2 separate regions of the Homo sapiens genome follow, and region 1 is linked to region 2. Evidence: chromatin loops called from intact Hi-C (ENCODE). Cell type or tissue: gastrocnemius medialis. All regions are shown on one strand. Each heading gives the region's core, and the rest is flanking DNA. Links, peaks and the distances in the headings are about the cores only. Region 1 overlaps RBM20 (RNA binding motif protein 20). Region 2 has its middle 12 kb from the start of RBM20.

Region 1 (16,236 bases), core at 3,511-11,510, 89 kb after region 2:
TGTTGCTCCATCTGCCTGCCACAGTTTCCCATCCCTCTTCCTCTGGTTTTGATTCCTTGAGGGGAATTCCTCATCCACCTCACATGGTCCTACTGTGGCTATCAGTCATGGAATCACAAAGGGATCTTCCTCACTCACTGGAGTGGGCAGGTGACCCAAAGCGCTCCATTGCACTGGCCCCACTCACTGTGCGAGGGAGGAGCCTCATTCTCAAGCAACCCCAGTTAGCATTTCTCCTGGGACTAGTGCATGGAGAGAAACAATCCCTTTTGCACATGGGCTGCCTAGAAAGAATGTGAGTCTGGGGCTTCGGGCATCTGTTCTGTTTGACATGTGGCAATATCCTTTGAGAATGAAGAAAAACAGACAAGCAGCCTGAGAGCTAGGGCGGGGGACAGAGGCTTGGCCACATGGCTTCCACCCTTGCATGCAGTGGGCCTGGAGTCAGCACCACCCCTGACTTCCCAAGGACAGAAGCCAGCACTTCCCCTTTTTGTTTCAGCAACTTTGGGTTGGGTTTCTGTCACATGCACTTAAAAGAGTTTGAATACAAATACCTTTATCATCCTCTAGTTTTTAAAACACATTACATTTTATAAGCAATATATAAATTCATAATTACAGACATTCAGGCATCTTAGTTTTTCCTTAGAAGACCAAGTACTCAGAGGAGGGCTCCATGCTTCCCCACCTCTGCCCAACTGGACTCTCCCTTGCAAAACATGTGTCACCACTGACAGCTGTTTGGGGTATAAACTTCTAGCCCTTTTTCTGGTATTTCTATCTGTATGTTTGTATACATGCATAGATAGTTTGTTTTATTTTTTAGCATATACTGTAGGTTATTACATGTATTCTTCTATAACTTTTTTAGTTTTTTTTTTTTGAGATCTTTGATGTTAATACATATAATTCTACTCCATTCTTTTTTTTTTTTTCTTTTTTTTTTTTTTAGTCTCACTCTGTTGCCCAGGCTGGAATGTAGTGGTGTGATCTCTACTCACTACAACATCCGCCTCCGAGGTTCAAGCTATTCTTCTGCCTCAGCTTCCCAAGTAGCTGGGATTACAGGCACCCGCCACAATGCCCGGCTAATTTTTGAATTTTTTTTTAGTAGAGACAGGGTTTCACCATGTTGGCCAGGCTGGTCTTGACCTCCTGACTTCAAGTTATCCACCCATCTCGGCCTCCCAAAGTGTTGGGATTACAGGCATAAGCCACCATACCCAGCCTAATTCTACTTCTTTTTTATTAAAGACTTCACAGATTTGATAGCATAGTTAATCTGCTTAAATAATACGCTGTTGATGGACATTGAGTTATTATTGTCCTGTCTTTTTCTGTAGAGGGAAAGTTTGTGTTTGTTTTCCTACATACATTTGGAGACATATCTGTAGGTAGAGTCTTCTAATAGAATGGCTGAGTTGCAGAGCATGTATGTGACACATTTTGGTAGATTCTGCCAAATGGTGTTCCAAAAAGGCTTTTCGGATTCAGACTCCCACCTGCAGAGCAGGAAATATTTGTTTTCCCACATCCTCACCAACACCGAAGGTGAGCCTGTTTCAGTTTTCCTAGTCTTGAAAATGAAAACACATGAGATTGTTGTTGCTGTTCATTCCTCTGAACACTGGCAGAGTGGGCACCCTTCACAGAGGTCTTGGTCTCTTGCATTTCCCCTTCCATTAATTGATACTCATTGATTTCACTTTCTAAACATGTGATTGTGTGTCCTTCTTATTGACTTGACAAATTCCTAATTCCTAACAGGTCTCACTGCCATGCTATTGATGTTGTAAATATTGCTTTTGGTTTTGTTTATAAATGGGTTTTATTTTGTTTTTGTTTTTGTCTCGCGGGTATATGTATGTATAGTTTTAGGTTTTGTTTTTGTTTTTCTTTAATCAGGCCAACATTTTCAATTTTTATGACTTTGAACCTGTTCATCTTTTTCTTTATGGCTTCTGAGTTTTGTGTCTTTCTTGGGAAGACCTTTCCCATCCCAGATTACAAAGAGTTTCTCCTATGTGTATTTTTTATTAAAGTTAGAGATTTCATCCAGTATTGTCATCTTTGTCTTAGTTTCTTCATCTGTAAACAAGGATTGTAATATGTGCCTCTTAAGGATTCAATGAGATAATGTGTGTAAAGCATTCCTCCTCCTTCTCCCACCTCTGTCTTATTCTGTTTGGGCTGTCTTATTGGGTAGCTTAAATAAACATTTATTTTTAACGGCTCTGGAGGCTGGGGCATCCAAGATCAAGGCACCAGCAAATTTGATGTCTGGTGAGGGACAGCTTCCTGGTTCTTGGAGACGCCTTCTTGCTGTACCCTCCTATGGCAAGAGGGGTGAAGGAGCGCCCTGGCGGTGATCTTTTTTATAAGGGCACTAATCCCAGTTATGAGGGCTCTGTCCTAGTGACCTAATCACCTCCTAAAGCCCTCAACTCCTGATACCATCACAATGCAGGTGAGATGCCAACATATGGGTTTTGGGAGAACTCCAATGTTCAGTCCACCCTCCCACCTTTCCAGTCACTGCACTGACAAGCTTGCTTCATTCCTAGTGGAGTCCTCAGGGCTGTTTCTTTGATGCCAAGGAGGTTGGCACAATGTCTGGGAATCCTGTGTCCACCCGGCCACCAGCAGGGGACTAGCTGCTTCCTGGGAGTGCTCAGGCCCTCACACCACCTTTGCTCTCCTGGAAAGTGACATTCTTCTATCTACTTTCTAGTCCACATTTTGCAGTGCAACCGCGGGACTGGAACATAGCCATGGGCCAGAAGTCTTGGCATCATCCTGGACTCTCATCTTTCTTTTCTCCCCACATCCAGTCCATCAGCAGATCCTCTCAGCTCTACCTTAAGACACAGTCAGAATCACTTCTCCACCCCTCCTCTGCTACCACCTGGGCCAGGCCACATGGCCTCCCACTTGGATCCCTGCAGTGCCTGTCCCACCCTGCCCCTGCAGCCTGATCTCCTAACCCTCATCCTTGCAGTGTCCATCCCACCCTGCCCCTGCAGCCTGCTCTCCTAACCCTCATCCCTGTGGTGCCCATCCCACCCTGCCCCTACAGCCTGCTCTCCCACAGCAGCTGGAGTGACCGTTGAAAATGCACATCCAGTCATTTCCCTCCTCTACTCAAAACCCTCCAGACCCTTCCCACATTATCAGAATAAAAGCCAGAGGTCCCACTATGGCCTGGCAGGCCCTCCATGGCCTTCACCTTCGTTTCCTCTCACTTCATTTCCCGTGCTCTCCCTGACATTTCTCTCACTGGCTACCTTGCTCTTCCTCAGGTATGACCTTCGCTCCCTGCTGCCTGGAACCCTCTCCTTCTGGATTCTACAGGACTGGCTTCCTTATTTCCTGCAGGCACCTGCTCAGTTGCCGCCACATGGAGAGGCCTTCCCTGGCCCTATCTCAAGCACCCCGTAATCCCTTTTCACTCTCTGTCCCCCTTTCCTTCCTCAGTCTTCCTCAGCACTAAGCATTGCCTGACACATTATACATTTACTTGTCCTCTACTGGAATGTCATTTCCATGAGGAGAGAGACTTTTTCTTGTTCCCTGCTGAGTCAATCTCCATCCCTAGAGCAATGCCTGCCATATGGCAGCCCCTCACCTGTTTGTTAAATGAATATGAAAATGTCGAACCTGGACTCTTTCTAATGAGGGCCCAGCCTGCTTTTAGAACCTTGGCTACCTTCCCTCCAGTGGGCCTCGGAGTGGGCAGTGTGAACATTTGCTCTTGTGAATGCCGTTTCCCATGGGCCTTGGTAAGTTCTGCCATGGAGGGACGGGACTGGTGAGTGTGCGCATGTCTGTCCATGTTTGGGTCTGTCCAGGCATCGTCCTCCCAGCAGTAAATCATCACTGCACTGACCGTGCCTTTTCACATGACCACAGGGCAAATCAGCACGCTCTTCTGCAGCCTCCCTAATTGGTGTCATCTTCAAAAACAACCTGTGGCTTCCGACTGTGGTTCTGCTTGTGAAAGTGTCTCCCTATTTCTCATGGAACATCTTAATGTAGCTGGGTACTTGGATCTCTCTGCACCTTCTCATTTCACCAAGCTATAAAATGAAGGCCTATAAATAGGTGTGATAAGCAGATCAAGGCCATTTATTGCAGAACCTTCCTCCTCACCTCACCTACAGCCCGGAGCATGTGCATGCAGAGCAGGCAGTCTCTGGGGGGATGCATCCAAGACTTTGGGTATTAGAACAAGGCATACTGGGGTGTCAGGGGCAGAGATTTATCTCCTCTCCCAGTTGGAGAGGGGAGGGCTCCCTCCTTAGGCACCTGCTCCTTCTCCTTGTCTCTGCCCCTGCCTTTTCTCTGCCTTTGATTAATTTTTTGGAGGGGATGATGTAGTTTAGAGCAATTAAGTTAATTGTCTTAGAAATCATGATTTCTTTTGATGCACTGTTTCCTCTATGGAAACTTCCTGACTCTTGGTTGCTGTCAGTGTTTAATTATGGTTGTCAGGCAAGATGATTTGAAATGATTAATGGGAAGATGTATTTCAAGAACAACAGCAGGCATTTTTAAATTAATTTTTAAATAGACTTTATTTTTTAGAGAAGTTTTAAGTTCACAACAAAATTGAGAGGAAGGTACAGAGATTTCCCATCCACCCCCTCCCTCACACATGCACAACCTCCCCCATTATCAGCATCCCCCAGCAGAGTGGTACAGTTATTACAGTTGATGAACCTGCATGAAGCATTGTGATCACTCAGAGTCCGTAGTTTACAGTGGGGAGCATCCTTGGTGTTGTGTATTCTGTGGGTTCGAACAAATGTGTAATGACATGTATCTACCATTATAATATCCTACAGAGTAGTTTCACTGCCCTAGTGAAAATTAAAATTTAATTACACAAATAATAGATGAATGCATGCTCCTTTAAAATATTAAAACATTACACATAAAGCTAAAGTCTCTTTTTTCCACCACTCTCAAACTCAGATCTTGCCCCAGAATTAGTCACTGTTATCAGCTTGTTTGTATGCTTCTATTTGTGCCCCAGGTAACCTTGGAGGATAGAGTGATGATACTAATTACATCTCTGATACCATTGACAAAGGAGCTCTAGGGCTAGGACATATACTGGGGACTTCATATGATTCTCCCAGTGGGCTGAGCATGGTGGCTTAAACCTGTAATCCCAGCACTTTGAGAGGCTGAGGCAGGCAGATCACTTGGGGTCAGGAGTTTGAGATTAGCCTGGCCAAAAAGGCAAAACTCTGTCTCTACTAAAAATATATAAATTAGCCGGGCGTTGTGGCATGCACCTGTAATCCCAGCTACTTGGGAGGCTGAGGCAGGAGAATTGCTTGAACCCAGGAGGCAGAGGTTGCAGTGAGCCGAGATCACCTCACTGCACTCCAGCCTGGGCGCCAGAGCGAGACTCCATCTAAAAAAAAAAAAAAAAAAATCATCCCAGCAACCCTATAAGGTAGGAGGTGGGTACTGTTTTGTTAATAACAGCTTTGATGAGATGTAAGTCACATATCATGAAATTCACCATTTAAAAATATACAAGTAAACGGTTATATATTCACAGAGCTGTAATTCATCACCACTAATTCCAGAATATTTTTATACCCCCAAAAGAAACTGCGTACCCATTAGCAGTCACTCCCCATCCCTTCCCTTTCCCCTTCCCTCATCCTCTGGCAACCACTAAACTATTTCCTGTCTGTGTGGATTTGCCTCATCTGGACATTTCATATAAATGGGATAATGTAGGAGTGGAATTGCTGGGTCATATGGTAACTTCAGATGTAACATTTTGAGGAGCATCCAAACTGTTTTCCAACGTGGCTACACCATTTTACACCAATGCCACTAACAATGAATGAGGATTCCAATTTTTCCACATTCTTGCAGCACTTATTATCATCTTTTTGATTTCAGCCATTCTAGTGGATATGAAGGGGAAACTCATTGTGGTTTTGATTTGCATTTCCTTAGTGACTAACAATGTTGAACATCTTCTCATGTGCTTAATGGCCATTTGCATGTCTTCTCTGGAGACACATCTATTCAAATCCTTTGCCTATTTTTAATTGGGTTATGGGTCTTTATTGTTGAGGTTTTTTAACCCTGTTGTACAGATGAGCACGGCCCTTCCTCTGTGGCAGTGCACAGGGAAGGCAGAATTATTGTGATTTTCAGTTCATATGAAATTCCTTAAGTGTTGGGCTTGAGTTTTACTTCAATTATAGGCTTATCTTTTCTTCCATGTCTAAATAATAATAGTATTCATTTGTTAGTAGATGACAGACACTGTATTCTAAACACTCTACTATTCTAAACAACTCTGCAGAAACTGAGGCTCAGAAAGGTTACATTACTAGCCAAAAGTTACCGGGTAAGAGACCAAGCCAGGGTCCAAGTCAGGTCTATTGACTTCAGGGCTTGTATTCTGAAGTCAATACTTAGCCATCAAAAGAGACAAACAAATCCCGTCTGCCAGTGTGTGTGCAGAACCCGTTTGTCTCTGTGGCAGTGGTAAAACAAATGACCAAACAAAACAAAACTGATGCTGTGATGCTGGACCTTCAAGCTAGTGATGCTTCAGAATACACCACACCAGACTACCTGTAAAACATCTGCTCCAACAGGTTGCAGGCTGCTCAGGTTGAAATTGCTCCAAGCTGGGAGCTGCAGAACTGAAGTAGCCTTTCAGCAAAATTGTGACTTCTTTGTTGAGAGAGGAAGTCTGAAGATGTTTCCTGGGGCCTCACCTCTTACCTGCTATTTCCTGAGAGTGCTTCGTCAAGATTTTCTCAGTTCTGTTTCTGGAGACAGAGCAGGAACCATTGACTTGAATCACGTTAGCACTGTGAGTGGGGAGAAGCATTGACTCCCTGGCTTCTCCCCACAAAGAGTCACCTTGACAGGCCCAGTAATATCCCTGCAGCCATGGGCGTGCTGGGCCATATCGTTGCCCTGGTGGAGGTCTGGCACAAGACTCAGGGAGGGGACATTCTTTCTCTGAAGCCAAAGCAGATGTTTTCACTTCATCTGGGGATGAATCATCTGGGGAATGAGAACAGTAGGCAAGGAAGGCAGGATCACCATTATCACAGGAGATGCTTTATCCGGCACCTACTGTAAGTGTACCAGGTTTCTTGAGGCAGTGCCTGGAAACCTTGATCCTGGTCTGCCTGCATCCCCCTCAGGAACTTGACTGCTTGGGCTCTGACTGCATGCCTACCATGTGTCAGGTCTTCGAGGAGGAGTCCCAGTCCTCAAGGAGTTTAAAGTTTTGGGTAGAGAAACGTGTGGATTGCCAAGTTACTGCAAAGTGGACTGTGATAAACACTGTCACTGAGCTCTATTAAGCAAGTGACACCACTCCATGAACTTGGATGATCATAGCTCTTTCCCATCTACACAGCAGGTTAATCATTCTCACCCTGTGTAATTCACAAGAATGACTCGGGAGTAAATGAGACCAAGAATGTGCCAGAGTTGAGTGTACTAGTGGTGCTAACATTTTGGAATCAGAGATCCCTTTCAAAGGCTGATGAAAGCTTTGGACTTTCACCTCAGAAAAATTACTCTGGAGCGTGCGCTTATATGACTTTGCAAACAGTTTCAATTTCATGGTTTTTATGAACATCCTGAAACCCATCCATGGACCCTTGTGGGGGACCTGTAGGTCAATAACGCCTGTTTCGGTGCTTGTTCCCTGAAGGATGTTTTAAAAGTCCCAGATAAATTCACATTACTATTATTAGGAATCCTATGTTTCTCAGTTACTTCTATGTTAAAAATCTTTCTCCTAAACAATTATTTGCTAAATATCCCTTATAACTAGGTATTATTTAGATTGATGAACTTTAAGGATAAAGCAAAAGCAAGACAATCTGATTGGCCAGATTTGTCTTCTGTTTTGTGTACATGTATAACATAAAATGGAAAACAATTGCAGAGGTGCAGGCTTTAAAAAAATACAGAAACAGAGCACATCAACCTGGATTTTAGGTGTGACATCTTGCTTGGTTGTGTATTTCAGGGGCTGCAGAGCTCACAAAGCTATTGCGGGGAGGCAGCGTTAAATCTGTTGCTCTTGTAAAACCAATTGTATGGCATATAGCTGGGGTGGCGTGTGTATAGGAAGCTGAGAGCATTGGTCACGCCAGTTCTCTGAGACGGGAGGCAGGATTGACAGCCACAGCTTGGCCTCTGTGCTGGGGGTGGAATCTGCTGCGTGTGCAGCCTCCTTCCTGCCCCCCTCCCCCGACCCCATCCTGGCAGGCAGTGGTGCTGAGCAGATGGACCCCATCCCCATCTTGGGGGCAGATGTGCTGCTGACTGCCCCATCTGCCCACTCCTGCTTTACCTCTCCCTCTCTCTGGGCACCTGCCTCCTTGCTCCCCTGACGCAGCCCCTCTGCCGGCCTCTCCCTCTCAGTGGAATGTTCTGTCCCAGGAGGCATTGCATCACTGCTGACCAGCCTCCTGCTCCTGATGACTGGTTTGGCTCTGACCACGAAAGGGCTCAGGTTTGGGTTTCAGGGCTGCTGTGGGTGTCTCTGTCCTAGGTGGCCTGTCTCAGAGTTGGAGATGGTAAGGTCATGATACCACCCAGCATCTCTACAGCATCATATTTTCTCCGTACTAGAGCACTTTCTAAGGTCTCCCCTATCCTCTCATGGCATGGGTTACTGTTCCAAGCATCAGCAATGAGTGAGGCCCTCTATTCACTTGCCTGTCACTCTCAGGGTAGCAGATGGAGGCAGTATTACTCTGCACCCAATGAGAGTTTCACTGGTGCATAGCTTGGTGATTAACCCCAGTTCCTCTACCCACTGGATATGGGATCATGATCAAGTGATGGCCCTCTAAGCTACTCAGTGTCTTTGTCTGTGAGGTGGGACTAACACCCGCTTCTTTGGTTTTTGAGGATTAAATGACATTGTAGAAAAACTACAAAGTTTGGGGTCCTCAAAACCACTTCCACTTCTGATGCCAGTTGCAGGTTCAAGGGTCTCCAAGACCACATTCAGGTGTTAGAAAGTCCTACAGCACTTACTGAAAGTGGTTATAATCAAAGTTATGGTTTATTGCAGGAAAAAGATACAAATTAAAATAAGCTGAGGGCAGGGGCCCACAGGGAATCTCACCTGAGCCTGTATTTTTGTTTTGTTTTATTTTTGAGATGGAGTTTTGCTCTTATCGCCCAGGCTGGAGTGCAATGGTGCAACCTTGGCTCACTGCAACCTCCGGCTCATGGGTTCAAGCAATTCTCCTGCCTCAGCCTCCGGAGTAGCTGGTATCACAGGTGCCCACCACACTGCCCGGCTGATTTTTTGTGTTTTTAGCAGAGACAGGGTTTCGTCATGTTGGCCAGGCTGGTCTCAAACTCCTGACCTCAAGTGATCTGCCTTGGCCTCCCAAAGTGTTAGGATTACAGGCGTGAGTCACTGCACCCAGCCTTTTTTTTTTTTTTTTTTTTTTTTTTTTTACTATTAAGAAATTCCCCCTTTTATCTTTAGTTGACACATAATGTATGTGTTTCTGGGATACAGCATGGTATTTCAATATGTGTACATAATTCATTTTTTCAGTTTTTGGGTTTCTGATTCACGCACGGTTTATTCTGGTGTTTGGTGTCAGGTGTGGGCTGCAATTGTATCTTTTTCCAAATGACTCTCCAGTTGTCACAATACTATTTATTAAAAAGTCCGTCTCAAAAAATAAAAATAAAAAAAAAATAAATAAAAAGTCCATCCTGTTCTCACAGATGTGAGACACTATCTCAATTATATTTTAAATTTTGTATGTAGTTGGGTTGACTTTTAAACTTTCTATTCTGTTTTAGTTGTCTGGTTGTTTACTCATATGCAATGTTTTGATATAAAGAAGACCAAATCACTTCCCTCTTGGCTCTTATTTATAAGAGGCTTATCAGTTAATTTTGTATATTTTTCTTTTTTTAATTTTACTTTAGGTTCTGGGATACATGTGCTGAACGTGCAGGTTTGTTACATAGGTATACATGTGCTATGGTGGTTTGCTGCACTCATTAGCCCATCATCTAGGTTTTAAGCCCTGCATGCCTTAGGTATTTGTCCTAATGCTTTCCCTCCCCTTGTCCCCCATCCCTCAACAGGCCCCAGTGTGTGGTGTTCCCCTCCCTGTGTTCATGTGTTCTCATTGTTTAACTCCCACTTATGAGTGAGAACATGTGGTGTTTGGTTTTCTGTTCCTGTGTTAGTTTGCTGAGGATGATGGTTTCCAGCTTCATCCATGTCTCTGCAAAGGACATGAACTCATTCTTTTTTATGGCTGCATAGTATTTCACGGTATATATGTGCAACATTTTATTGATCCAGTCTATCATTGATGGGCATTTGGGTTGGTTCCAAGTCTTTGCTATTGTAAATAGTGCTGTAATAAACATACGTGTGCATGTGTCTTTATAGTAAAATGATTTATAATCCTTTAGGTATATACCCAGTAATGGAATTGCTGGGTCAAATGCTATTTCTTGAGCCTAGTTTTTACTGGGGCTCACTCATGTAGCTGACAGCTGTGTGGCTGGCCTAGGTCTCCAGCCTCTCTGGAGATTGAGTTGATGCTGCATGGCCCAGGGCCCCTGCCATAAATCACGTTATTAGACTATCTGGGTAGCCCAAGGTCCCCACTCTTCTCAGGCAGTACAATCTAAGGGTTTAGAGGTTACCTCTCAGAGTCCAGGAAAGGGAAAAAGCCACACTTTTTTTTTGGATAAGGTTGATTCTTTACTAGACAGGTAGACTTTGGTAGACTTTGGTAAATTGCTGTTAGTGCTCATTTTTATGCCTCAGGGTCAAGGTGAGGGGGAGTGACTTCAATTTTCTCTCTTTCTCCTTTCTCTGTAATTATGTCTGTGGTCTTGGGAGGGTGTCATTCATTGTGCCTACTTGAAGTTATTATCAGGGTGTGTTTTTGCCCAATCATAATGCTTCTCTTTTGTGTGGTGCTCTCAACCTGTCAGGCTCACGTGTGCTTGTATTAAGCCTCACAACAACCCAAGGAGGTGGGTGGGCAGGTGTCATTATTCCAATTTTACAGGTGAGGCAGGTGATGTCATAGGAAGCTTGCTGAGTCGCCAGGTCTCAGGACTGACAGCAGGCTGTCCCTGGGTATCTTTCCACCTCCTCTGCTGACCCGCTGAGCGATGCTGCTCTGTTTATGCACACAGCCTTGAACTAGTTGGGCCTGGGTTCAGATCTGGTCCCTGTCACACCCAGGCTGTGTGATCTTGGGCAGAATTTCTTCACTGCTCCCCTGCCCATAGGGTTGTTGTCAGAATCATGTGAACTGAAGCATGTAAAGTATAGGCTTTTAATACTGTTCGCCGAGACAGAATATTGGTTACTGTTGCTGCAACCATGACAGCAATAATTTCTTCAAGCGTTCTGCTAGGTGTATAAGAAATTCAGAATGAGAAAGTATCTTGAATACAGAGAAGGCAATTTATGGCACAAGATTTAAGAACATGCCACTTAAACGCTCCCAATTTTAACCTCAATAATCCTTTTCACGTAACTACCAGGTAATTATTTAAATAGTCAATAAAATAATATGTGTTGTTCCCAAAGCTCTCTCCTGCGAGGGGTTGTCTCTTCCTTCAGGTCCTGGTGCCTGGGCTTCTCTTTTCTGCCCTTCCTGCCTCTCCTTCTCACCTAGTAAACCTTGCACTTTTTTCAAATCCCAACAACTTTCCAACTCCAGGTGAGGTTCACACCCTCTTATTTACCCTTTCCTTTGATGCATTGATCAACCCACAGTTTCACAATTATTTGACAGTTTGATTAATATCTATCTCTTCTTCTAGGCTATGAGCCGCAGGAGGGCAGAAGCTGAGATCGTATCTCCCAGATTTGGCAGCTGCTGCCACTTGCAGCTCAAACCTAAAAGTCAGGTGTGATCAGTTAGAGGCTCCAGGGGTGATTCCCAGCCGTCCGTCATCACTGTAGAGAACACTGGCCCTTGTACCCTGGCTGTAGCGCAGACAGGCCTGAGGGGAACCGCATCCACCTCCGCCCTAGATGCGATGTTGGAATGCTTGAGAGGCCCTCTCCTGACCCCCTCTGTCAGGAACATTAATGTCATTTCTTCCCCCTTTTATTTATTTATTTTTTGAGACGGAGTCTCACTCTTGTTGTTGCCCAGGCTGGAGTGCAACCTCGGCTCACTGCGACCTACGCCTCCCAGGTTCAAGTGATTCGCCTGCCTCAGCCTCCTGAGTAGCTGGGATTACAGGCATGCGCCACCATGCCCGGCTAATTTTTTTGTATTTTTAATAGAGATGGGGTTTCTCCATGTTGGTTAGGCTGGTCTCAAACTCCCAACCTCAGGTGATCCACCCGCCTTGACCTCCCACAGTGCTGGGATTACAGGTGTGAGCCACCGTGCTTGGCCCTTCTCTTTTTTAAGACTAGTCCCAAGCACCAGGTGCTCATCTGCCTTGTTAGCTCTGCATGCTTCCTGGGAGAAGCAGACCCCTGGATAAATGACAGCAGCTAATTGGTTGCTTAGAACACATTCAAGATGGTTTCCTCGGACTTCTGTTCTCCTGACTGTGCATTAACATAGCAATGCCAAGGCAAAGTTTCTATGGCAAAGGTTTAAGAACATGCAAATTGAATGCGCCTGATTTTAACCTCATTAATCCTGGCTTGGAGATCCCCCGACCTCCTTTCTTGGGTGTCCAGCTCCAGAATGCCCCTCCCCCTTTCACAGGTCCTCCAGCAGAAATGAACACGGCTTCAGTCCCGAGGACTCCTCTAGCCTAGAAGAAGGAGGCAGCATTGTGCAGACTTTGGAGTCAGACAGGGTGGGGTTCTCGTCCTGGCTGTGCTATTGACATTGTGGCCTTGAACAAGCTTTAAGTTGCTAGGAACTTCATCTGTAAAATGGGCAGAATGCCCAGCCCATGGTCAGCCCTCAGACCATGCCAGCATGTCCTCCTCTCCAAAGTTCATTGCGGTGGGATTGAGTGCTCCCTTTCCAATCTCTCTTGGAGTCCTGAATGAGGACAAGAAGCTCTGAGACCTCATGCCCAGCCCCTCCTTCCTTTGTGTTTCCCAATTAAATAACTGCAAGAGCAAAGTCATGTGGGAGAGGCCGGCAGGCAGGGAATCAGGAAGAAGGAGGAGGGAGGCATCCTTCCTGGTTTCTTTCTACCTCCCCACCCTCCTACTTGAAGTGTCAAGCCGCCCCCCATCCTGCTTAGAGCGTGCACACAGCACCAATCGCTTCGTACTGGCCCCATTAGAAACCAGTGGGCTAGAGCTCTTTAACCATTGTGTAACTTATATGCTTTGTCTAGAACTCCTTCTGATAAGTATTTCCAGTGGTTCATTCACTGGCCATAGTGAGTTTGAGGTATGAAACTGTTTTGTTTTATTTTTTCTCGGTATGAAAGGCAGTCTTTTCTCTAGGTACTCTGCATGAGGCCACTTCTCGATATTTGGGGGCTGGTTGTTATCCACGTTGGGAAATCACCAGATTCCTCCCTCCTTTCTTATTTCCTCTCACCTCCTCCATGTCTGCCCACAAATTCAAACAAAAAACAAGGAAGCGAAGAAGCTGCTAATTTCCCTGCTTTATTCCTTTCCTTGAGAGAATGAAACAAGGAAGATGGCAATTCATTTGGTTCCTTGGTAAACAATAAAAGAATGGACTCAATGAAGAGAGAAGCTAAAATTGTGTTTTGGATTTCCACAAGTTCAGTAATGTTCTATCCATAGGTTCTTACACCTGTACCCTGGGTCACAAATTCCCTTTGCCATATCCCATTTCTTTCTGAAAAACTCAGGAATCCACCCCTTTTAGCTGAACTCATAAATCTGCCTTAGTTACAATTCTGTCATTTTCTACGTGTGCTGCCATCTTTAAAAAATAATTTTTCAGAAGCCTTTTATACTGTAATTTGTAGAAATTATCATTTCTCCCTCTTGTTATCTAGGCTAATTCACCTTAGAATTTTCTGAGAGTGTGCTAATGAAAATAGACATTCTTATGTTAGAATGGCTCCTAAAGGCAAAAGCTGCATTTTTTTGTCCACTTCAGAGTTTAGGCTTCTTCAGGCATTTTCCTTAGTTGTATGCTGAGAGTGTTCTCTTCAGCTTAATTTGCAAAATGTCCTTTTTTGTGTTAAGTTTACTGTTGTAGTAAGATTCGAGGTATAAAGCTGGTCTTTTAAAATCCTTACCCTTGCATTTGGCATTAGATGCCTCTGAATCTCACATTCATGGACCTTCAGGTCCATCTTCTCCATGTGCACCTTCAGCACCTCTAGAGCTCTTTCTTGTCTCCTCAATCTTCTCACCTATGTTTTTCTAAAAGGACTGTGCATCTCAAACAATGCCACTTTTTATCTTAATAACCATACTTCTGATAGTGACATTTTTCCCTCCCCTGCTTTTTGCCTTTTCTCGAGAGTATTTCTTATACATAGCATCCTTCAATATTCCCATGTTGCAGTTCTCGTTGGTTTATCTGTTTCATGGTCATCTCCACTTTTTTCTATTCCCCTGTCCCCTCGCCCCTGCTATTTCTATGGAGAGGTTGGTATTGATTTTCTTTCTCTGACGCGCTGTCAGTCATGGTTATTTCTCAGTTCCTCCATGCTCTTTCCTATGAGAATTATTTTTTATGAAAATGGGCATCCCTTCTCCAGCTTCCTCTCAGATTCCTTTTAAGGATTTAGGGGAAATGTTTCCTTTCTCCTTCAGATGATTTCAATTGCCCACCAATCCTGACTTCTGACAAAGGCAAAACCAGGTTTCCAAGGGCAAATTCAATTCACTGCTCTGTCTCCAGCAGTTAGGGTTCATTCTTAGGTTCTGAAATCATTCCCTAAATTTCTTTTATTTCTCAAACTCCGGTTTTGCCTTTCTGGGGTCCAGGGGCCTTCTGGGTTAAGTGTGAGTCACCGCCACATAAATTCTGCCCTTGCCGTTCACACGCACCCCATCGTTGGGTTCCAGAGCAAAAACTCTTCAGGGAGCCTGGCTCTTTCTCCTGCCCTGAGAAGACTGAAATCATGTCAAGGGTGAGAACTTGGTCTCCTGAGTCTAGAAGTTTTGAAGACCTCACTGGAAATCATTGACTGTGTTGACCTCTGGAACCATCAGCATCCCTCCTGGTTCCCCATAACAGACCCCAGGAAACCCTAGGAAACCTTCCCAGGCTGCAGAACCTGGAAACAAGAATGACCAATCTCAGTGACCAATATCATCAGGGCTACTCACCAGGCTCGGAAAATCTCCTTTTGTTCTTCTATTTTCCATATGGAATCAATTCTTATAAGTACCAGGATCCCTGCTGGACATCCTAATTCTGTCAAGATTCTTCCTTCCCTTTCTGTCTCTGTCTCAGCACCGTCACCACCGTATTGCAGAAGGGAAGCTTGTAAGGCTCTGAAAGGATCCGTACAGCCAGCGACAAACAATGCCCTTTCAGAAAATGGAGTTTCTTTACTACTTACTTGAAGTTGTTCTTGGGATCTCTTTCTGCCCTTCTTGCTCCAGAGCTGGTTCATGGTGTCTCAATTCAGTTCATCCCCGTCCCCAACCCTGATATTTCTTCTAGTGCAGAATCAGTGACCCCTTCCCTGCCCTCACCCCTGGCGGGGGATGTGTAATGTTGAGAAGGAGGATGAGGTGAAACCACACGGTATAGAGCCGGGTGTATGGCTGGGAGGATTGACGATGTGGCTTCCAAATACCTACCCAAACGGGTGTCTTTTGGAGGACGACACTGCCTCTGGATAAATGATCTCTGGGTACACAGAGGAGGCATGCAGTGATTTGTGGTTACTATGAATAGAATTGCCCATGCAGGGCTAGCTCCTTGGGGTTCTGTACCCTGATTGAGGTCATGGTTAATCAGGGGTGCATTCTCTTTCATAATCCCTGGGGATCTTGCCTGGCATTTTTGTTTAGCTGGAGAAATATTGGCTTCGCTCTGGCCACAAATTTCCCACACTGGCGTGGCTCGGCGCTTTCTGGCTGCCTTGGAGATCCTGATGCCTGTGACTTTGCAGAATGCCCAGGAACTGCTCGCTCAGCTACTTTCACTCTCGCTCTAAAGATAATCGCCTCTAAAGCAAGGTAATGGACATGTTTTATCCCCAGCAATTCGGTTTGCCCTTCTGGGGTGCTTCTCAAAAGAACAGCCTCAGAGATGCTGACACGTGACTTCAGCTAACCAGCTT
Region 2 (16,236 bases), core at 7,962-15,961:
CATGTGATTTGGAGCTGGATTCTTTTGCTATAAAGAAAATGATTGGGACAACTGGCAAAATTTTGTCTGAGGATTAAAAGAGAGTAATGCAACTATGTGAAATCCCTGCTTTTGAAGGTTGTATTGAGGTTATGCAGGATAAATCACACACTAGAGACCAACCTGGGCAACACAGGGAGACCCTTGCCTCTCTAAAAAAAAAAATTAGCTGGGCATGGTTGGGCACATCTGTGGTGCCAGCTTCTCAGGAGACTGAGGTGGGAGGATCTCTTGAGCCCAGGGCTTGGGGCTGCAGTGAGCTGTGATTGTGCCCCTGTATTCCAGCCTGGGTGACAGAAAGGCTTTGTCTTAATACTCCCCCACTGTCCTCATACCCCACCAACCTCCAAAATAAAAAAAAAAGTCAGTAAAGTGTTCAGGAATAATGAGGCATCAGGTCAGCTTCTTACTCTCAAATGGAAGAAAAGAAGTTACTTGTACTTCCAAAGTTTCTGTAAGTTTGTGCTTATTTCAAAAATCTTCAAAAAAGTACACATAAATGATACATATTTACTTCTAGATTTATTTATATTCTCTATATAAGAAATAAATATAGATAAAATACATACAGAAATAAATTCACACTGAAACTTCCAGTTCCAGTTTCACACCATAGAATTTATTCTCATTTTCTCCCTTTACATCTTTGCAGCCCATTTCTCCAGTGGCAAGAATTCTGGTTTCATTATCCTGAATGTGTTGCCTTCTTTGATTAATCCCTCTGTATGTGACCAATGTCCATGTCCTCCACTAATCCTTCCCTCATCAAACACTCTCCTCTCCGCTTGGGCCCCAAATCCCCCATTCCAGGCCACCTGTCACCTACGCATAGATGCTCTCATCAGCTCGGGAACTCAGCCTCCCCACATGTGGACGCCCTCTTCACTCCACTTGGACTCTGACACCCATGCTAGGCTGGGCCTCTGCCCCTCCCAATGAATGTTCTCCTTGCCCCACCCGTTCTATGACTCTCCATATTGGGCCACCACTTCCCCACACCAGCAGATTCCCTTCTCACCCCACTTGGTCTCTTACCTTTCGTGCTGGGCTGCCCCTCCATGGGACAACTGCTTTGTCCTCTTCCCATTCTGATTCCCATGACTTGCCACCTCCCAAATGGATGCCTCCTCACCCTCCACAGACTCCAACACCCTCACTCTGGGTCACTGCAGTGTTATCCTCCCCAGTCCCCACCCCCATGAATTGTTCAGCAAGGAAAGGAGAGGGAAGGAGAAGAAGCAGTTTCCCATTTTCTTTTTTTTTAGTAAATGAAGAAACCGAGGCTTGGAAAGGCCACATTACCAGCCTGAAGTCAGACAGTTGATAAGTGATAGAGATGGAATTTGAACCCAAGAAGTCAGTCTCCAGAGTTCCTGCTCAGGCCTGCTATGCTGTGGCCTGTTCACAGGGCGCCCTTGACACCACTGCTGCCTGAGTTGACTCAGTTCCAGCCCTATGAGTCTAAACTGTACGATAGGTGTTATTTCATTTCACAAATGGGAAAACTGAGAGTTGGAGAACTTAAGTACCTTGCCCAAGGCCATGCAACCTGGAAGCAGCCTGGATTTGACCCCGTGCCTTTTGGACTCCAGACTTATGAGGGTAATCACTGTGCCAGAGGGCCCAGAGGGAAGGCAGTTGACTCTGACTTTCAATTCCTGTCTCATCCCAGGAATATCTGACTCAAGGCAGGGTCCTTGTCTGACTTTTGGGGGTCTCCTGGCTCACTCTCAGCTGACTAAGGCAGTGTGGCTCAGAAGCAAGTACATGCAATTTGAGTCTTTGCCACTTACTTGCTGTGTGACTTTGGGAAAGCCACCCAATCTCTGAGTAGACACAATAATGGCACTCTTCTGGGTGGCCATGAGGAATCAGCGAGAGAGCAGGTCATTTGCTTGGTATGGGGCCTGGCCCAGGGTGGGCTTTCAGTAAATGGAAGCTCTTACTGTTGTAAAAACAAACCTCAGAAGGCAGTGAGGGAGGTCTTGTCCAGCACCTAATAGAGAGAAGGTGTCATGGAGAGTTCAGAGGCATGGAGACTAGGAGTGGGTGGAGAGCCAAGAGCTTTTACCCTGAGTTTGATCATCAGGCCATGGAGGGTCATTCCTTTACTGCCTCCAAGCAGGAGTTCTTAATTAAGGCAAAGCAAATTATTATTTTGTTTGTTTCCTTTTTTTTCCCCCAATAAGCCTTTTGCACTCCTAAGACAAAATAAATAATTACTGGTACATTTTATTAGGGTCATCAAAGGAAGCCAACAATCTGTCAGTGGGATGTGGAATGCAGGAAGCACTACCTCCAGGGACACCAAGGTGTTGTTGGAGTTGGCTTCCCTTTTTCGGGGGTGTTAGAGAGGTAGAGCTGAGACCAGTGGGATGAGCTGCTCTTGTGGGATGGGAGTAACTTTCACGAGCTCCTTCATGGTTCCAGCTTGTGGGGCCTGGGCTCACCTGCATGCCCCAGACCTGTTGGATAGTGGTCTCAACTTTTCACTTACTCCTTCACTGACTCCCTCAGCCTGAGGATTCAGGTTGACCATCTAAGGATCTGGGCTCTTAGCTGCCCAGACAGAGATCTCCAGATGCCAGGACCCTCCCAGAGAGAGGCTGGACCCTCTGGTCCACTTATTGCTGGTGCCCCCAAGAGATTTGCATACGAGGAAAAGATCACACCCTCCAAATTCAGACAAGCCTGAACTTGAACCTTGGCATGTGTGTGCCCTAAGCTAAGTTTCTTCACCTTCCCAGGCCTCAGTTTCTTCATCTATAATGTAAGGCCAAGTCATGCATACCTTATATGGGTGTTGTGAAGGTTAAGTGAGTGTCCTTCGTTATTCCATAAGCCAATGTTTGTTGAATGTTTGCTGTGGTTAATTTTATTGTTTTCAAATCCTGGCTGTGCTCCTAATTGGTTGAGTGACCTTAGAAGATCTTGCTTTAACATCTCCTATAGTATGGGTCTGGTGGTGATAAATTATTTCAACTTTTGTGTCTGAAAATGACTTTATTTTATCTTCGTTTGGAAGTTATTTTTGCTAGACGTGGGATTATAGGTCAACAACTTTTTTTCAATACTTTAAAGATGTTACTCCAAGTCTTCTCACTTGCATTGTTTCTGAAGAGAAATCAAGAAACCTGCTGTCATCTTTTTCTTTGTTTCTCTGTATAAAATATGTTATATATAGAATATGTTTTTTAAAGATGTTGTTTTTAGAGACGTTTTAGATTCAAAGCAAAATTGAGAGGAAAGTACAGAGATTTCCCACATACTCCCTGTCCCAACACATGAATAGCCTCCCCCATTATCTGGTGAACATTCTTCACTAGAGTGGTACATTTGTTAGAGTTGATGAAACTACATTCATGTCTATTATTTTCCTCAATCATTGTAATTTTTATCACTACAAGTTCTATTTGGATCTTTTTATATATCTTTCATGTTTCTACTTAACTTTTTAAACATATGGAATGCAGTTTTAATCATGGTTTTAATGCCCTCTACTAATTCTAACATCTGTGCCATTTCTGGGTTGGTTTTAATTGATTATTATCCCCATGATGGATTGTGTTTTCCTGCCTCTTTGCATGCCTAGTAATCTTTGACTGGAAGCCAGACATTGTGAATTTTACCCTATTAGGTACTGGATATTTTGTATCCCTGTAAATCTTGAACTTTATTGAACTTTGTTCCAACTATTACTTGGAAACAGTTTGATGCTTTTAGATCTTGCTTTTATGATTTTTAAGGCAGACTCAGAGAAGTACTCAGTCTTAGGCTAATTACTCCTCAGAAGATCTTCCTAAGGCAAGATCTTCTTGAATACACTACCCATTGAATTTGGAGTTTTTCCATTCTCTCTGGTGGGAACAGGTATTATTGCCGGTCCTGTGTGAGTGCTGAACACTGTTCTCTCAGATCCTTTCAGATGATTTTTCTCCTGACCTCACACACGTGCACTGATTAGTACTCTGCTGGATATTTGAGAGGGACCCTCTGGAGATCTCTGGGTTTCAGTCTCTGTGCAGTTCTCTCCCCTCTGGTACTCTGTCCTGCGAACACTTGCGTCTTGGTCTTGCTAGATTCTCAGCTCTGTCGCCTCAAATCAGAAACGCTACTGGGCTTTAGTTGCCTACACCCTACCACCCCCCTACCCGCCCCCGCCACCCCCTACCCCCAGATTGTGCCCTGGAACTCTTCTCAAGGCAGTAAACTGTAGCAGTAACAGGGCTCACCTTGTTTGTCTCCCATTGTTCAGGGATCATGTTCTTTGTTTCCTAATGTCAAGTGTCTTGAAAACCATTGTGTCATGTTTTTCTGTTTTTCTTGTTGTTTCTGGCAAGAGGGTAAATCCGGTCTCTGTTAATCCATCGAGGCCAAAAGTGGAATACTCTTTTTTGTTTATTTATTTTTTTGCCAAGATTCCTACTTGGTTCTTTTTCATTACTCACCTGTTCCCTTTTTTTCTGCCTATTTCACCTTTATTTTGTTCTTATATACATATTATTTCTTAGTTTGAGCAACTTAAACATATTTTAAAGTATCTGTCAGATAATCTTATTATTTTAATTTTATCTGTATTAAATTTTTCTTCCTGTTGTTTGATTTTGTTGGCTTTTTTCTTAGGGTTAGATTTTTTCATTTGCTTAAAAATCTTGTTTTTCAGGTTCATTTTCAGTAGTCCATGGAGATGTTCATTGTGCTTTTGAGCAAAGATTACCTTTTTTCCCCATATTTCATCTATTATTCTTACATGCTTGGAGCAGCAGTAGTTCTTCAAAGTATAAACTTACAAAGCAATCTTTAAAGTCCCAACATTCTATGTTTATAATCTGGTGTTGTAGAAAGGTTCAGGCTTTCAGTAGGCCAAAGCTCTAGTTTTGAATCCTGGCTCTGCCGTGTGCTCCTGTTCAAGTTTTTGAACTTCTTTGAAATTCAGTTCTCTTGTTCCTAAAATGTGCATAATGCCTATCTTGTATTATGTAGAGTTTTTATGAGGATTAAGTGAAATTTCCTGGCAGGGTTTCCCAAATGTTGTTGACTTTGTAATTGAAGCTATGATTGACTCTCCCATGCAGCATGAATGAAACAGAGAAAGTTGACACTGTGCCAACAGGTGCAAAAGAAGCTGCTGGACTTTTAAAACAAAAGGACTCCAAATACACCCAACTGTTTACATTTAGCATGAGTGGTCCCTGATCCAACTTCTGTCTGTGTATTCTCAGAGGGAGTGGGTAGAACACACAGAGGCAAGGAATGCGTGCTATTTCTGGAGCCAGAAAGCAACACATCCAGCAGCAGGAATAACCTTCGTGGTGCTGATCAGTTGCTATGACTCTGTAGATGCAGAATTTAACCAGCCAAGACCTGTGTTTTTCTTAGCCTGGGGATAGAGTCAAAGAAAGGCTCATGTCATTCGGAACCAAACTGCCAATACTAATAATAGGCTGGGGCCTGTGGGTGGCTTAGGTATGGGAAGTGGGAAGCTAGAGCTAGTTTTGAACAAAAAAATGCCTCAGTTGAGCCCTGGTGGTATGAGGATGCTCTCCTTGGGTATATATATTTTACATTCCTGGGTCTTCCTGTCTTCCTTCCAAACCAAGAATCCAGCGCGGTAGATTTGTCTCCACTTCCCAGTCATCTCCAGGTTCTCTTTGTGGGAACCCACTCCCTGGGCTTGCTCCCTAGATCCTCTCTAGGGCTGGCCACTCTGACTCTCTGAAGTCATGGGCAACCCCATACTGATTTTCACTCCAATTACTGACTCCCTTTTTGTACAGAATTTCCCTTGTGGCCAGTACACCCATCACAAGGATACCAGAGGGGAAAACTAAGGCAGGACAGAACTGGAAAAAAGTAGGTGACTACTTTCAAGTCACTTTCACATTTAGAAATTTATTTGATTGACTGAAGACCTATAAAGCAAGTACGATATAATACTTATTTTTACTTTATTAACGGGGCTCAGAGAATTGGTAATAAACCCAGGTCACTTTGACTTTAATGACAAAATAGAAATATTTGTGATAGTTATTTTTATAGAAATAGAATTTGAAATTATAGAAACTTTGAAGTTGTAGAATTATAGAGCTATCATTTTATAAGCTCTAAAATAACTATTTTCATTCTGTTTTTTTCTTTCACCTACTATTATTGTAAACAACAACAAAATGACTGCCATTTATGAAACACATGTTCATATTGGGCACCATGCTAAATATTTTACCTATTTTCTCTCATTTAATTATAACAACAAACCAATATTACAGATGCTGCTAGCCTCATTTTCTGGATGTGGCCAAAAGGAGTTTAAGTAACTTTTCTATCATTTGGCATTCTTACATAATTGTCTTCTTAAGTTCCTACATAATGGTTACAATTATCATTTTTAATTGCTATGTACTAATAATGCCCCTAATTCACTTAATTCCTTCTGCCTTGTTAGGTATAATGATTAAAAGAGCTGGGAGACATTCATTCATTCATGTATTGAACAAGTATTTAATTAGCACTTGCTATGCTATCATATGCTGTGTTATATCCAGGGAATACAATGGTGAGTAGGACAAAAACACTCACCTTCAGAGAGCACTCACAGTCTCATGGAATATGTAGCCAGCAAGAGGCAATTAGAAGACAGGGTGGTGATGAGGGCAGTTCTTGTTGCTGTGGGAGTGCAAAGCAGGGAGCCTACCTCATCCCAACAATGTCAGAAGAACAGCTATCAATTAAGACGAGAAAAGTAGAATGATTTGAATGGCCACTAATTTACCATATGCAAAACCAATGAGGGTGCTATGGTTTGAATGTTTGTCCCCTCCAAAACTCATGTTGAAGTTTAATCCTAAACGTGGCAGTATTTAGAGAGGTAGGGCTTTAAGAGGTGATTGGGCCTTATGAACAGGTTAATGAATTAATGGGTTATCATGAGAGTGGAACTGGTAGCTTTATAAGAAGAAGCAGAGAGACCTGAGCTAGCACACTCAGCCCCCTTCCCAAGCGATGTCCTGCACTGCCTAGGGACTCTGCAGAGAGTCCTCACCAGCAAGAAGGCCCTTGCCAGATGCAGCCCCTTGACCTTGGACTTCTCAGCCTCCATAATTGTAAGAAATAAATTCTCTTTCTTTATAGATTCCCCAGTTTCAGTATTCTGTTATAAGCAACAAAAAACAAACTAAGAGGGCCACCAAACACATACCACCCATGATGCTTTAATGGAACTTGGGTCTCCAGGGATCCCAGGAATTCAGATACATTAGGATTTGGAGCCCCAAACTATTTTCATTTCCATTGTTATTTTACCAAAGGCTTGTCATTCTCTAGGCCAAAGAGGCCTAAAACAGCATTGTTCATGTCTTCATTGTTCTGATGATGATGATGATGATGATGATGGTGGTGGTGGTGGTGGTAGAGGTGCTGGTTTTGACTGCTTTCATTAACTGAGCATCTCCATGTGTCAGGTACTTTATAAGTGTTATTTCACTGATGTTCACAACAGCCCTATAAGGTGTTATACCTTTATTTTTTTAGATCAGGAACTAAAACAGAGAGATTAGATAGCTTGACTTGCTCAAGCACAGCCTGCTAATAAACAGAGAAGGAGCCAATTCTCTAAGCATAGGAGTTATATCATTTAGATTGTGAGGAACAGTGAGTGTGCTGGATTTACTCTAAAGGTTCTAGTGGTGGGTTCAAGTCTCTTTCAAGTATAAGCGGAATTTGATGCATTGTTGCTTGCTTGAAGATGGTGGAGCCACTTGAGAGGGAGTGTAGTGGCCTTAAGAGCTGAGAGAGGCCTTCTGTTGATAGTCAACTAGAAAATGAGGACTCCAGTCCTACAACCACAAGAAACTGAACTTGGCCAACAACTTGAATGAAGTTGGAATCAGATTCTCACCTAGAGCCTCCAGATAAGAGCCCAGCCTGGCCAATATCTTGATTTTGGCCTTGTAACATCCTGAGCCGAGAACCCAGTTGAGCCATTCTGGATTTCTGACCTGCATAACTGTGAACAAATAAATGTGTGCTCTTTTAAGCCCTTACATTTACAATAATCTGTTACACAACAGTAGAAATGTAATGCAGCAGCTCTTGCCACATAGTCACTTGATGTTCCATGGTTGGCAAGATCAGAGGCTCTGTCTCTACCAGGGCCAAGTCACCCACTAGGAACTATTTTCCAAATGCTGTAAATTTCTGCTGCACATGTCATGACTTGCTCCAGAGCTCTAGGTGTCTACATTGTGATCCCCCTACTGGGGCTTGTAATAGATTCAATATGTCTTTCCTTCCATAAATGCCTCTCATGCTATAGGATCCTCTGTGTCACATGGTCCAGGTAGCAGAGTTACTCATGCCCAGCCTGGACTTTCTGCAGAATCCTTTCCCAGGCAGTGCCTCATTCCAAGAAAGCTGACAGCATTTCCTATCACTTGATAGATGGACCAAGGCAGTATCTCTATGTTTCCTTTTGGATGATGGATGGTATAAGATGCAGTGAGCCGAGGTCACATCACTGCACTCCAGCCTGGGTGACAGAGTGAAACTCCCCCTCAAAATAAATAAATAAAATAAAATAAAATAAAAGTAATAATTTATTCATTTGACTTCCAAATATGAGGCTCAAAAGTCAATCCACTGGAATACAAGAAGAAAATATTAGAGCTTTTGGTTTTCTTTTATCCATGTCATCAAAAATTTTTCAAAGTTTTGCTAATATTTCACATATAGATTGATCCTGATCCTCACCCAGTTTACATCAGACACTTATAAGAAGACACTCACATCGTACCAGCTATTCAGAGGGGAAAGTAGAATTTTGAAAGGGGAAAGAGGTTGATAAGGCCACTGCAAAAGATTTACCTTTTACTTTGGAGGGGATGACAGACCCTAGACCACTGGGTCCTTACAAATCCACTAATGTGCAAGCTCCTGAATCTTCATGAGGTTTAAGTTCTCACCCTCTGGAGTACAGACTTCCAATATAATTCTTGCTCATCCGGTATTAATACGGTGTTATAAAAATAGAGGACAATTGGCTGGGCACAGTGGCTCAGGCCTGTAATCCCAGCACTTTGGGAGGCCGAGACAGGTGGATCACCTGAGGTCGGGAGTTCGAGACCAGCCTGGCCAACATGGCAAAACTCCATCTCTACTAAAAATACAAAATTTAGCCTCCTGGGTTCAAGTGATTCTCCTACCTCAGCCTCCTTAGTAGCTGTGATTACAGGCACCCACCATGCCTGGCTAATTTTTGTATTTTTAGTAAAGACGGGGTTTCACCATGTTGGCCAGGCTGGTCTCGAACTCCTGACCTCGTGATCTGCCCGCCTCGGCCTCCCAAAGTGCTGGGATTACAGGCATGAGCCACCGTGCCGGGCCTTTTCCTTGTCTTTTTAACTTTCCACACAATGCCAATGTAAGAATTCATTTTAATACAATAAATGTATATATAAGGATGTAAACATATATAATAAATGTACATATTAGGAAAGTCAGCATCTTAATAGATAAACACATGAGATCAGAAAAAAGGCAAAGAAGCCTATATATCCACTACTATTATTTAACACAATCGAGATATTAATCAATACAACTAGACAAGAGAAAACTATTAGAGGAATACAAATTGACAGGGAAAAAAGTAAAACTCTATTTGTAGATAACATGATAGAATATCTGGAAAACTCAAAAGTTGTAATGATAAAACTAAAACAAGCAAAATAATTCTGTGCGTATGCATGCATTATTTTATGTATAGATTAAATAATATAGAAATATAAATAGGCAAATATACATTTATATTTATATAAACAATAACCAGTTAGAGAAGATAATAAAAGAGAAAGCCTTACTTATTATACAAACTAAAGAGCATAAAATATTTAGGAACAAACTAAGAAGAAAAGTGTGAATTGTGTGGGAACTCCAACATAATACCTTAGGGAGTTGTTGATCCCATATCGTGGCACTAAGCATGGAATAAATGAGTTAGATAGTCACGAATAAGAAAACATGGTATGTAATAGACAAACTTGGCTCTCAACATAACCACCCATAGAACGACTTTAGAATTCCGAGGGTCTTACAAGCCCAGGTACTATGAGGATGGTGCTTAGTTCCAGGGGAGGTGCTGTGGGTGCCAACTTCCGGCTTGGCTCGTTGCCCGTCTGGCTCCACGTCTCTTGTCCCTCTGGGCTGTGAGTCTGGCAGCTGGTGTCAGTGTGATGATTTGCTTGGCTCTGTCCTCCCTCCTAGTATTACTTTTTCTGTAACAAAGCTTTTGCTTTGATCTGCTGCAGTGTCAAGTGTTTTATTTGATACCACTAAAACCACCAAAACTTCTCTGAGGAAAACTTTAAGATACTCCCTAAAGGCATAAAAGTAGACTTGAACAAAGCAAAAGACATCCCTTGTTCTGTGATGGGACTAACTCATCATCGTAAAGGTCTAATTCTCCTCAAGATAATATATAATTTTAACAAGATCTAATAAAAATACCACGTATTTATTTATTTAGAGACTGAGTCTCGCTCTGTCGCCCGGGCTGGAGTGCAGTGGTGCGATCTTGGCTCACTGCAACCTCTGCCTTCCAGGTTCAAATGATTCTTGTGCCTCTGCCTCCTGAGTAGCTGGAATTACAGGCATGTGCCACCACATCTGGCTATTTTTTTTTAATACCACATTTTTTTTCTAGAAAATTGATTGCAGAGCTCATACGGAAAAATAAAAATGCAAGAAGAGTTATGAAAACCCCCAAAAAGAAGAGCTGTGAGAAGAAAGAGTTCTTGTCAAATAACAAATATTATTATAAAGGATCTTTAATCAAAACTAATAAGTAAACAGGAAGACTACTAGGAAAAAAATAGAAAGTCCAGAATTAGACATAAGTACATATGGAAATTTAGCGTATGATAAAGATGGTATCTTATATCTTGCAGGAAAAGCCAGCCCTTTCAATAAGTGGTGTTGGGACAACTGGATGGCCATTTGGAGAAGATAAAATTGGATCCATGCCTCACACTGTGCACCAGAATGAACTCCAAATGAATCAGACATCTAAGTGTAAAAAAATTAAACCATACAGATGCTACAAAAAACATGAGAATTTAAAAAATAATCTCAGTGTTTAGAAGCTTTTTCTAATTCCGATTCAAAATGCAGGTGCAACAGAAGAAACAATTGATAAATTTTACTATATAAAAATAACATTGGCATGGCAAAAACAATAAGAAAAGACAAACAAGTAAAACAATAAGAAAAGACAAATAATACACCATCTTTATCAAAGGTCTAATCTCCCTAATTTATAAAGAGCTCTAAAAATCGAGGGGAAAAAGACATTAAGAAAACAATATAAAGATGGGCAAAAGGGACAGTTTAAAGATATACAATGGGCCAGGCATGGTGGCTCACACCTGTAATCCCAGCATTTTGGGAGGCTGAGGTAGGTGGACTGGTTAGGACCAGGGTCCTTACCAGTCCACTAATGTGCAAGCCCCTGAATCTTTGTGAGGTTTACGTTCTCACCCTTTGGAGTACAGACTTCCAATATAATTCTTGCTCATCCAGTATTAACATGGTGTTACAAAAATAGAGGACTATTGGCCAGACTGGGTGGCTCAGGCCTGTAATCCCAGCACTTTGGGAGGCCGAGGCAGGTATCTTTCCCCCTGGGATTTATAAGTGCAGAAGGTGACTGACCTCCTGACCCAGAGTAAGCTCTTTTAAGGGACTGTGTATTATCATTACTGAACGTTCCTAATGGAAACGTTCTTTTCCCCCTGGGATTTATATGTGCCGAAGGTGGCTGACCTCCTGACCCAGAGCAAGCTCTTTTAAGGGACTGTGTGTTATGATTACTGAATGTTCCCAATGGGCAGTCCAGTAATCACAATAAAAACAGCCAATGACAATTTACTGAGCCCCAGTCATATGCCAGATGACACTGGCTTAAGTGCTTTACATATAATCCTCACGGTAACCTCATGATGTGGACACTATTATTCCCATTTCTCAGATGGGAACACTGAGGCTCAGGGAGGTAGAGTAAGTTGCATAACATCATGTGACTAGCAGACCTTGGGGCTGGATTTCTAAAGGAGTCATTCTGACTCCAGAGTCTGGGCTGAGAGGAAGCGGGGCAGGGTCTTCTGTATGGGGTGGCCCTGGGATGACCAAAGGGGCCACACCAGGAGTGGCATTAGTCTACTCCCAGCCAGCTGCATGGGTGCCCACTCAGTGAGGTCAGCACATTGCAGGCTCTCACTGTTCCTGGCGTCACTCTGGCATGCAGAGGCCTCCGGTGTTGCCTTCCATAATGGTCACCTGATCCTGGAGCTGGTGGGCAAACAGCCTGAGATGTTTATTCTCTGATGCCCAACTGGCTTGACAGGCGGGGTGATAAGAGAGACAGAGAAGGCAACTGGGGGACAGGGTGGATAAAGGAGTCCCCTGCCTCTGAGAAGTGCTGTTTTCCTTGGCTGGGGCCTACAGTCACACCACTGGCCTCTGAATGACAGTGACATTCCCCAGGGATTAAGCACGACTTGTGGAAGCTGGGTCTCCACAGGGGGTGCAGAGCCCCACGGAACTTCAGTCATGCAATTAGCTACCTCTAACATTTCTCCCACATTCATTTCGTACCTCCATCACTTCCCATCCCCCCTCCAAAAAAATTCAGCTGCAACTTGCTTTATAACACACAGTAAGATTGTTGTATTATGTGTCCTGGAAACAGCAAATGAGAGAAAGTCATTCTCTGGCTCTTTGGAAGCATAGCTCAAAACTCCTCTTTTCCAGGAAGCCATGCCCAGGTTAACCCTCCCCCTTGCTGCTCTGGGCCCCTGTGATTCTGGACGCAATCTGCAGTTGTTGATTTGTCGCCAGGTACCGAACAAGCGGTGGCAGAACAGAGCTCTAGCCACCCGGGGCTCGGAGCAGTGATGCTTTTAGGAGAGGCAAAGATGCTGATGTCATTTGTGGTTGGGATAACTGCTTTCCTGTTCAAGGACATTGGATGTATACCTAAAGCTCTAGAACCACGGTTTCCTGACTTCCAACCAACTGCACTTTGACTACAATACAACACCTGCAGGGCTTATTAGAGGACAAGAGGCCTGGCTGATAAATTCCTGACCAGAGGGATGGAGGCTAAGCCTTTCCCTGCAGCCAATGCCGGAAGTTCCCAGTGAGTCGGTCGGGCAGAAAAGAGCCTCCTGGGTCATGTCCTCACTTTTCCTCAGCTAAAGTTCCCTGACTGTCTCCTTCAAATTCAGATGTGCATCCAGTTCCATGAGTAACCACATTATTTTTAAACAGCATCCTTCAGCCACTGTCTCTCCTGGGTTTTCAGGGAGTGGTGACCCTTTGTGAAGCCAGGACAGGATTTTATTTTCTGATTGTTTTCAAACATCTGCAGAGATTCCATGGACTTCAAAGTCAAACAAAAATCATACTCTGGTCGAGGCACCAGCCAATAGGTCAAGCTGAGGTAAATATTTCTACCTCGGGGGGTAGAAAAGAGAAGCCGGGGAGTGTGGAGAGATGGGAAACCAAGGGATGGGATATTGGAGACAGCAAAGAGGTTCAAACGCTGGAGATTTACCAGAGGAGTGTCCAGTCTCAAAGCCCCATTATATCAAGAAACAACATACAAAGTAGTTTAAAGCTCAATGCTAGGAGTAATGGAAACTAGGGTTAGATCCGCAGCTCCTCTGCTTACTAGCTGGCCAGGTGGCTGGACTTCATGAGCCTTTGTTTCCTTATCTGTAAAATGGGTATAAAAAAACCAACCACCTACTAAGGTGACTGTGAGGACTAAATGACAAATATGTGCTCAAGACAGCCTGGCAGATTAATACTCAAGAAACAGAACCGTTGGCTGGGTGTGGTGGCTCCCCTGTATTCCCAGCACCTTGGGAGACTGGGGTGAGATTACTTGAGGCCAGGAGTTTGAGACCAGCCTGGGCAACATGGCAAAACCCTGTCTCTAGAAAACATAAAAATTAGCTGGGCAGGCGTAGTGGTACATGTCTGGAGTCCCAGCTACTCCTTGGGAGGCTGAGGCAGGAGGATCGCTTAAGCCCAGGAGTTCAAGATTGCAGTGAGCCATGATCGTGCCACTGCATTCCACCCTGGATGACAGCCTGGGTAACAGAGTGAGACTCTGTCTCTAAAGCAAGAAATGGCAACTGTTATTATTAACACCCAGATAACAGTTAATATCTTATGGCTAAGATGATCTATGATAGACTGCTTCATATGTATTCATAATTGTCAGATTAGTAGCTTATAACTGTGTCAATGTGACTGGTAGCAACTTAATGATTTACTTATTTAACTGTCTCTACTGGAGTTGCTAGGATAAAAGGACAGTGTTTAAGACTGGACAATATATTATCCAGTGTATTTCTCCTTCATTCCTTCACATGAATTTTTGCTTTAAAAATAAAAATTTTGGCCGGATGCGGTGGCTCATGCCTGTAATTCCAGCACTGTGGGAGTCTGAGGCAGGGAGATCACTTGAGGTCAGAAGTTTGAGACCAGCCTGGCCAACATGGTGAAACCCCGCCTCTATTAAAAATACAAAAATTAGCTGGGCGTGGTGGCAGTTGCCTGTAATTGGGAGGCTGAGGCAGGAGAATTGCTTAAACCCAGGAGGTGGAGGTTGCAGTGAGCCAAGATCGCGCCACTGCACTCCAGCCTGGACGACAGAGTGAGACTCCATCCCAAAAAATAAATACATAAACAAAAATCTTATTGATGTACTAAGTGTTGTTAATGATTACTAGTTGAAAAAACAAAATTTTAAGTTTTGTTGTCACTGGTTAATTTAACAATGACATGTGTTCATAGCAAAAACTCTAATAGTATATGTACTTCAATAAAAGTTTATTTCAAGTATTCAAACAATATAAAAGGTCATACAAGGCCTTGTATCCTAATTTCCAGAGGTACTTACTGTTAAAAATTACTTGTATAACTTTTCCAGAAATGTTCTCTTCTCTTTGATTTTATAGACATTTAGTCATACTGCAATACTGTTGAGAAACTTGCACCTTCTCCTTAATAATACACCTTGGGTCTCTTTCCCTAGCAGTGCATACAGACCTACCTCCTTCTTTTTCAGGGTTACATTGTACTCTTTTGTAGTAGAGACCATCTTTTGTAAGGCCACCCTTCTGTGCAGCACTTTGGTTGTTTCTAGTTTTTGCTATTATGAACAATGCCACAATAAACTCCCTTGTCCATGTAGCTTTGATTATTGCTACAAATAAACCGAGAGTATAAATTCCTAGGAGGATAATTGCTGAGTCAGTTTCCCTTGTTGCAATTTTAGTAGTTCCAATTTGGGCCAGGAACCATGGCTCATGCCTGTAATCCCAGCACTTTGGGAGGCTGAGGTGGGCGAATCACCTGAGGTCGGGAGTTCAACACCAGCCTGACCAACATGGAGAAACCCCGTCTCTACTAAAAGTACAAAATTAGCCGGGTGTGGTGGCGCATGCCTGTAATCCCAGCTACTTGGGAGGCTGAGGCAGGAGAATCACTTGAGCCCAGGAGGTGGAGGTTGCGGTGAGCCGAGATAGCGCCATTGCACTCCAGCCTGGGCAACAAGAGCGAAACTCTGTCTCAAAAAAAAAAAAAAAAAAGTTACAATTCACTTCCAAAGAGTTGCTGCAACTGACACCTATAGTATATGAGAATGTCTGTGTCATCAAACTTTACAAAGTAAACTGTTGTTAAAAAATAACAGTGATAGTATACATATGCTGAACAGCCACACATACAAATCAGCTCATCTGCAGAGATGAATGCTCACAATCAACTGAGAGGTAAGCTATTATATTTCCCCTTTGAAGAGGGGACAGAAGGTCACAGTGATTCAGAGCAGGGTCTGAATCTCAGCTCTGCTATTTATTATTCCAGTGACTTTGGGCAGGTTCTTCGAGTTTCTCCAAAATGGTGATATTAAATGAAATAAGGTTTGAGAAAACTCCTAGAGCCAGTGCCTGGATTATTTATTAACATCATGGGACAAGCCAGAGTGCCAGAGTCCCCAGTAAGTTTGAGAATGACCCTAGTATAATAGAGACTTGGGTTGTATTTCCACCCTTTTCTACCACCTCCCACCAGGTTGCATCATTTCTTTGAATTTTCTTATTTGTAAGGGTCAGTTTAGATATTTCCTATTAATTG

What was found. A loop is a pair of places that touch in the nucleus more often than their neighbours do. Peaks named below come from ENCODE experiments on the same cell type or tissue, not always from the same donor. Only the 100,000 strongest peaks of a DNase experiment are listed, where the experiment ranks them.
Region 1: a loop joins it to region 2, with 5 times the contacts of the local background. A loop is called at or near these places in 2 of 110 quality-filtered maps.

What each region holds. Positions count from the first base shown.
Region 1 is chr10:110,717,684-110,733,919 of GRCh38, forward strand. The region is part of intron 1 of RBM20 (RNA binding motif protein 20); the gene reads left to right. Among named protein-coding and RNA genes, the nearest start is that of RBM20, 81 kb to the left of the region's middle. In gastrocnemius medialis, for the core only: no CTCF peak of the experiment used is centred there; DNase peaks (open chromatin) are centred at 3,908, 8,458 and 11,120; H3K4me3 peaks cover 848 bases; H3K27ac peaks cover 4,974 bases.
Region 2 is chr10:110,624,710-110,640,945 of GRCh38, forward strand. No RefSeq gene overlaps it. Among named protein-coding and RNA genes, the nearest start is that of RBM20, 12 kb to the right of the region's middle. RefSeq lists an enhancer at 12,404-12,955. In gastrocnemius medialis, for the core only: no CTCF peak of the experiment used is centred there; DNase peaks (open chromatin) are centred at 8,076, 10,222, 12,312, 13,235 and 2 weaker places; H3K27ac peaks cover 6,576 bases.